Linked DNA regions of Mus musculus: region 2 is linked to region 1. The links are chromatin contacts, found by Hi-C or POLR2A ChIA-PET in ENCODE. All regions are on one chromosome and are shown on one strand. Each heading gives the region's core, a stretch centred on a gene start or an enhancer-like site at or near the end of the contact. The rest is flanking DNA. Distances are from core to core; before and after follow the strand shown. Region 1 overlaps Gm30246 (a long non-coding RNA gene). Region 2 overlaps 1700105F02Rik (a long non-coding RNA gene).

Evidence for each region. A loop is a pair of places that touch in the nucleus more often than their neighbours do. ChIA-PET counts read pairs that join two places held with the same protein, here RNA polymerase II (POLR2A).
Region 2: a loop to region 1 is called in a map of T-helper 2 cell, with 1.8 times the contacts of the local background. The contact joins two enhancer-like sites. A Hi-C loop is called at or near these places in 1 of 37 maps with a recorded cell type or tissue (T-helper 2 cell). POLR2A ChIA-PET finds 5 or more read pairs at or near these places in 1 of 5 experiments (Patski).

The regions. Positions count from the first base shown.
Region 1 is chr14:76,786,156-76,790,123 of GRCm38, forward strand. All of the region lies in intron 1 of Gm30246 (a long non-coding RNA gene), which reads left to right. Among named protein-coding and RNA genes, the nearest start is that of Gm30246, 7.4 kb to the left of the region's middle. Within about 2 kb of position 1,680, at least 1 of the 3 ENCODE cell types and tissues checked has a DNase peak (open chromatin) inside an H3K27ac peak, as active enhancers do.
Region 2 is chr14:76,658,063-76,661,837 of GRCm38, forward strand. The region is part of intron 2 of 1700105F02Rik (a long non-coding RNA gene); the gene reads right to left. Among named protein-coding and RNA genes, the nearest start is that of 1700108F19Rik, 18 kb to the right of the region's middle. Within about 2 kb of position 1,315, at least 2 of the 3 ENCODE cell types and tissues checked have a DNase peak (open chromatin) inside an H3K27ac peak, as active enhancers do.

The DNA.
Region 1 (3,968 bases), core at 430-2,929:
GCCTCCCCCTTGGCTAAGAGGAATATAAAATCTCTAGGTAGTGTGTTAGTCTACGTTTAGTTGCAATACCCAAATACCCGATGCCAGATCATTTGTAAAGAAGAAGGGTGTATTTAGCTCACAGTTCTGGAGTCCCAAGAGCATGGCAGCAGTCTCTGCTTGGCTATGGTGAGGTGCCCATTGTGTATGGCATCCTGATGGTGGGAACACGTGGCAAATGGGGGGCCAGACAGCAGGGAGGGGCTGGTCTGACTCACTACAACCACTCTCTCCAGAACTATCTGGAGTCTCAGGAGGCATTAATCCCTTCTGGTGGCAATGTCCCCAGGAATCTAATCTCCACCCTTATGACTCACCTCTTAAAGGTTCCATTATTCTCCAATATCACCGTACTGAGTCCCAGGATCCCAGTATATGAGCTGGCAAGGGACAAGCTATGTCAAATAATAGCGGATAGGAAACCGAATATTTCCTTAGAGAGAAAAGACAGCACAGTAAATCATTTGTCCAAGGGTGCCATAAAAGGTAATGAAGATGACAATTCTGGGGACCCTCCTGTCCATGGGGTAGGTAGACAGGAACAGCAACTCCCCAAGTGCTTTCAATAGGATGGACATGAGTGGCTGTGCTATCCTGGACCAGGGTCAGTGGAGTTGCCCGCTAACTAATAAAGATTTTAGTCCATGTTAACTAAAGCTATAGCTTTAGTTATTTCTCCTTTTAAAAAGACTTCACACAGAGATACGCCCATGTATCCGAGTCTCCGTTCTAATTCAGGATCAAGAAAATATAGTCCTGTGTTACCTTTGAAGTTTTCAGCCTTCATCTTGAGAAAAGTTTTTCCTTAGATCCTAGGTCCTCCCCAGACAGAGAAGGCAGTGTGACTAAGAGCCTGGTGACATCAAGCTGAGACGCAGCATGTCCCCTGTCCCGCACTCTGTGCTATGTCCTAATTCTCTTGCCTCTCTCATGTGCTCATGTGTGGCTAGGTAGGAAAGTGTGTTTGAGGACTGAATAGTGGACTTGGAAGGATGGCACAGTAGTTAAGAGAACTTCCTGCTCTTGTAGGGGACAGGGTTCAGTTCCCAGCACCCACACCTGGTGGCCCACAACTCCCTATAACTCTAGTTTTAGGGGACCTGACACCTTCCTCTTGCCTCCTCTCACACCTACATGTGTGTGGTGCACATAATCTCTCATAGGCACATAGGCATGCACAGGAATCAAACTCAGGGAGTCCTAGTCCTTGGGTTCCCAGATGGCACCCTATTGTTGGAGCTCCAGTAAGCAGGGAACCAGCAGTTCCCCAATGCTGCCTGAGTAGTTTGAAAGGACTAGAGAAATTCATTTCAGAAATGTGAAAGTATAAAACCTGTCTGTATTCTCGCCCAATTTTCTCGTATCTCTGTCTCCCTCACCTAAAGCTGCTCCCATCTCAGAACTAAAAATTATTCATTAACTGAGATCCGTGAAAGGCTCAGTATGAATAACCGAATATGGTAGAATTTTGGACGCTGTGACAGGAAACAGGAAGCTCAATGCGGGGGCTGTGGGGTCTGTCCTTAAGCTTTGGGGCACTTGCCCAATGACTCAGAGACCACACCTGCCCACTCAGCCTACCCACAAGGCCACTGCTGGGTATGACCAGCTCTGCCGGGCCCATGCCAGCCTGCACATACTTCTTCCTCGGCTGGCAGCTACAGGCCAAGGAGGGTATCTCAGAACCAATGTTTCCTGGCTGAAGGCCAATCTTGATCTAGTGCCTAGGAGGTGCAGAAAGGCAGGGACAAAACATAAAACAATCCAGCTTAGGGGCTGGAGGAATGGCTCAATGCTTAAGAGCCTTTCTTGCTTTGGCAGAGGACCTGGGGTCAGTTGCCAGCACCTATTTTAGCCTCAGGGATCACTTTCTTCTGGATTCTGAGTATGCACAGGTTCGAGTGTGTGCACTCCCACACATACACAGGATGAAAAAATAAAAACAGTGTCTTAAATGAGCCAGCATGAGCAGGTGTCACTCTGCGGATTCAGACTCCATCCCATCTCCTGTAAGGGAAGTATCCCTTTATTCCCATTCAATAACGAGTTATTGAGGGGCAAGTTGGCTCTGCAGGAAAAGGAGCTGGCCACCAAATCTGACAACATGAGTTCAATCCCCAGGATCCACATGGTAGAAGCAAACTCCTTCTGTCTGGCTTCCACATGTGGTTATGGCACACACACACACACACACACACACACACACACACACACAGGATTGCAGGCACACACAGAGGACACTACACACACACTCATAGACAACACTATGCACAGATTCATATATATACACACACACAATGAACTATAAAATGTAAAAACAATGAAAATAAAAACAGGGTTTTTGTTGTTGTTTTTTGTTTGTTTGTTTGTTTGTTTTTTCTGAGACAGGGTTTCTCTGTGTAGCCTTGGCTGCCCTGGAACTCACTTTGTAGACCAGGCTGGCCTCGAACTCAGAAATCCGCCTGCCTCTGCTTCCCAAGTGCTGGGATTAAAGGCATGTGCCAACACTGTCTGGCTTATAAAAACAGTTTTTAATGCACATACTTTACTTATACAAAAATACCAAGAAAAAGGTTACAAACATAATTCTAATAATGTATATCAAAAATGTATAACAGCAGCATAAGGTGATCATACTACAATGGAATATAGGAAGATAAAACTCCAGGTTCTTGGAATAATTGTATGCATGTGCATAATAGCTAGTCTTGGAGCCATGTTTGAGGTATCCAAGAGGGAAGAGCATTCTGAGGTCCTGAGAATTGAAATAGGGGAAGAGTGGCGAGTATAAGTTTTTACTAACTTTTAGTAGAAAATTTCAATTTTCCACTACGGATATACACAGCAGGCCACAGAAGTATTAACAGCGTCCTTGGCTGCCACCAACAGAGAGAAGACTATCTAAACACTATATTCTTGCAGGATTAAGCACACATGTTCTTACCATGACATGAACCTGTTTAGTGCTTACAGTCTAGAGAGCGAATGTGGTTGGGCTTATTTTCTTTGTAACCCTATGCATTTTCTCTGGCACATTTGAATGCAATATTCTGAGAAGGAACCCACAGGCTTCAGCAGACAGCTCAGGAGGCTAAGGGCTTCTAGAATGGAAGCCACCTGTCTGTTTGGTGATACCCAGAAAGCCTTATTGCTGAGCTGGTGTGTAACATTAAGAGGCAAAAAGTGTTCTCTGATTAACTCGTTCGTTTCTTGAACATAATAACAACAGACGAGCCCCCTGGATGGAGTCCCGGAAACTGAACATTTGAAGGCCAGTCATCTCCAAAGTGACTTTTCTCTGCATGCCAGCATGAGTCAGAGAGGATGCTTAAAGTACTCCAGAGACAGAGGACTTGAAACATAGAAGGTATTAATAGAATCCCTCCGACCTTGGGGCTTCAGTTCCTCCCACAGCCTTCCTGGTCACATGTTGGGCATCCCGAGAGGCTGAGCCTGACTGTGTGAGGAAGACTATTGGAGACACTCAGCCGAGTCAGGAGCCCATGTGTTCTGTAGCTGTGACAGGGTCACAGTCCTAAATCCAGTATGAGGGAGTGGAAGGGATTGGTCTGAATTCTTTCTGGGGAAAAAAAAAACAGCTCTGCCATTTGCCACCTGTCCAAAAGTTTGCAGAAGTCCCCTGCAGAGTTTATGTTAATCCCAGGAGTATCACCTTGTTGTTTCACAAGAAAAGTTACCAAGCTTTGCAAATGGCACAGGGTCAAATCAACCAGCTCTTTTGGGAATCTCATGGACCCACGTCCTCTTCTCTGAGATCCATGCATCCCATTTCTCTCCGACTAGTGAGTTAGCTTTCTGCCACAGATGGCAAGTAGTTTCCCACTGGGGTATATCACCGGATCACATGACATCTTCACGTTTTCAGAGCAGGAAAAGGAATGTCATTTTTGCTTCTCACAGGCCACAGA
Region 2 (3,775 bases), core at 65-2,564, 130 kb before region 1:
CAGCAGGAATTAGACAAAGGCAGGTGCATTATGGGTGGAGAAAAGGGAAAGCCAAGGCTTAGACACTCGGCCTGCTGCATGTAGACACTCGGCCTGCTGCATGTAGACCCTCACAGGTCTCACAACAGAGCTGCGGTAGGTAGGTAAGCAAGAGAGGGGCTTGAACTATAGATGCTGATGCTGTGGCGCTGCCTTCCCTCCCTACCCCTTCTGCTGGCCTGCAGGGTGGTACTTGAAACTTCCTGGCAGCACGCCAAGTTGAGTCAGGCACCACGTGCTGCCCTAGAGGAAGCATGCAGCATCTTTCAAAGGTTTTTTTGTTTTTTTTTTTTTTTTTTTTTTTTAAAGAAAAGAGTCCCAGGAGAGGAGAGGGGCTGAGTCAGTCCTGGCAGGAAAGTGGAGGACACACACAGACCAAGCCCAAAATAGCTCCTGGGGGCTGAGCAGAAGGAAATTAGATAACTGGTCTGGTCTGCGTGGGCAATGCTTTTGGAAGGCCAGTAAGACGGTGAGAACAGGGCAGTGGTCCCTTCTAGAGGTCAGGAGTGAAGGCTGGCAGGGGATATCTCTGAGCACGTGATTTTTAAAACCTCAGAATACAGAGCATTCTTCAGTGGATGCTAGCCCATAGGTGGATGGCAAGCTTACTAGCCTCGCTACCTGAAATACTCTTCTACATCTTTGGAGGTCACAGACTAGGGGCGGCTTTCTGGTCGGTCTTCCTGAGTGAGGGAAAAAAATCCTGTCATTCTCCTTGTGTCACCTCCCCCTGTCTCTTGGACTGTGGTGTCCTGTTAAGAAAACACGTCAAACTTTATATGCCCCAGAACAGGGGAACGCCAGGGCCAAAAAGGGGGAGTGGGCGGGTAGGGGAGTGGGGGTGGGTGGGTATGGGGGACTTTTGGTATAGCATTGGAAATGTAAATGCGCTAAATACCTAATAAAAAATGGAAAGAAAAAAAAAAAAAGAAAACACGTCAGAAAAGCGTTTCTGTGGTCGTGGTCCCAGACCTTCTGTCTGTCTGGTTTGGGTCCTTACGTGGCAGGCCACCTGTGTAAGAATCCCCAGGGCTGGATACCATGCCAACGTGTCCAGTTGCTCTCTTTCATCACTGTGTTGTTTTTGTGGGAGCCTGATTCAGGAAAATGATGATCCCAGTCATTTACACAACCCCGAGCAGCTTGGCGTTCCCCAGGGCTGCTGCAAGGCAGTCAGGTCTACACTCCTTAAAGCCACAGGAAACAGCCAGTCCACGTTGCGCATGCACTGCAGCAGCTTCTTATAGGTCAAGGAGATTTAGATTTTGAATAAACAGGAGAGGGGGTGTTTCTCAAGCTTCTCAGAAGCGCTCGGACCTCAGGCCTGTCATCTGCTACTAAATTTGGCTTTTTTTCATCTTCCTTGCGCAGGATTCCTTGGCAGCCGTGGCACAGATTCCGGGATAGCTTTAGATAAACAACTTGGTTGCCGAGGACTGTTACCTGTTGTGGTTCCAAAAATCACCAAGGGTTGTAGAGATGACTCAGGACAAATTCAATTAAGGTGTGAAGGACAGAGAAAGTCAGTGGCGTGGCTGAGCCTTCTCGTTCGCCGCTGGTACATTTGTAATTTTCACTGGAAAAACTGCAGAAGGCGAGAGTGTTGTTGTCCTCTGAGCTTTTGCCTGGTGCAGAAATTTACATCTGTGTACTGTAAACTCTATGGACAGCTTCAGTATCCCTTGTGGAAGCCACACAGGATTCCCAGCACCCCCTCCTAGGCAGGTAGAGTGAATCTTTCCAAAGCCCCGGCGCCCTCCTGTATCCAGCGTGAGCTGCGTTCAGCATGGCATTCGTTAAGAAGCTTGCTTTCCTCTCTAGTGCCTGGGCCCCATTACAGACGTGTCTCACCCACTTTTATGTTGGAAAGAAGCTGTGCCCAGCACATAGCAGATATGTATTCAGTGCTAAGCAACATTTCTGTGGGATGATGTTTGGGGCAGGTAAACGACAACAGAGAAGGTACAAGCCTCATAGAAAGACAGACATCGGGTTAGGGTAGGAACGGATCACCCGTTTAAGAATTCACCCAGGCAGGGTTTATGTGACTTTGGGCAAAGCATCAATTTGACCTTTTGTTCCACTGACATGATAACACTGCTTTCTTTCTTGATTTGGGTAGGAGTCAAGGAATACATTAGTTATGAGTACTTTTTCCACTTAGGATGTTTCTGCCCAGAGGCACCATTACTGTAAAGGAGCCACTGTACCCAGGAGCTGGGCAAACCGCTTCCTGTGTGGGTTCTCACATTCTTTCTGGTTGACTTTGAGCAAGGTGACTATTTAGCCTGTTGGGAATGCTCACCTCAAAGGAAACTGTCAGCCCTATTTCTCAGAGCCATTCTGAGGCTCGAAGAGGTAGCACACTTGGATATGGTTTCAAGTTTATTCATGTCTATGAACTTGTGTCCTGATTCTAGTAGACAAGGAGAGAATGGACCTCTTTAGGTACCTTAATGCCTATGTATGCTCTGTGTTGTCCCATTTCATGCTCAGGCCACCAAATCTTGAATATATATATGCATGTTGGAGTGTGGGGTTGACACTAGAGTTGTGTCTTCCACGCTTGCTAAGCAGTAAGTCTGGTGTGTGTGTGTGTGTGTGTGTGTGTGTGTGTGTGTGTGTGTGTGTGTGATTTTCTGCAGTTTCTGTGAGGACGGGATGGAGACATTAAGAAGAACCTCTGCTGAAATCCCACCTTTGGGGGGCAAACAGACATTCTTCTGGTGTATCTGGACCTAGGTTGGGCACAGGGAATTCGTGTCATTCTTAAATTCATGGTAAGGTTTCATAGATAGTCAGTTCAAAGTTAAGTTCTGAGCCATGTACTGAGAGCAATGCTTGTTAAAGGACGGGTAAGAGTTAAGACCTGAAAATCTGAAACTACTGGAGAATTACTAGGAAGTACGCAATTAAGATCTAGGCATAAAGCAGGACTTTCTGAATAGGACCCCCATTGCTATGGAATCAAGGAGTAGCCCAAAGAGAGTGGAATTAAAAGGCCTTTGTACAGCAAAGGGTGTGGACAGTCAAGTAAAGAGGCAGCCCACAGACTGGGGGAGAAGCCTTTGCTCAGTTATCAATCTGATACATGGTTAGTAACCAGAATACACACTAAACTAAACACCAAGAAAACAGAATGCTCAGTCCAAAGTGGGCTACAAAATTTGACTGGAGTTCTCAACAGAAGAACTACAAATGCTTAAAAGGTGTTCAATATCCTCAGCCACCAGGAAAATAAAATGTCAAACCAGTTTGAGATTCTCACTCATCAGAAGGACTACTCTGTTTCTGTTTCTCTCTTCAAGATGCTATGGGCTATGAACTCCCAGGGGAGGAAAGAGAGAACGGCTGTAGGGTGTCTGGTGGAAGCTGAGAGTCAGGGGTAATCTTTTTTTTTTTTTGGGGGGGGGGGTTGTTGTTGGTTTTCTTGAGACAGGGTTTCTCTGTGTAGTCCTGTCTGTCCTGGAACTCACTCTGTAGACCAGGCTGGCCTTGAACTCAGAAATCCGCCTGCCTCTGCCTCCCAAGGGCTGGGATTAAAGGTGTGCGCCACCACCGCCTGGCAGAGGCAGGGGTAATCTTAAGCCTGTAATGCTGGTAGAAATTGGGGGTCCACTTATTACAGTAACCCTTTGTGTGCCTCCTCCTTGCTATACAATGACCTCAAGGGGCCTGATTTTTTTTTTTGGCCACAGTGACAACATCAACAGAAACCAGCCCCGAGGAAATCCTA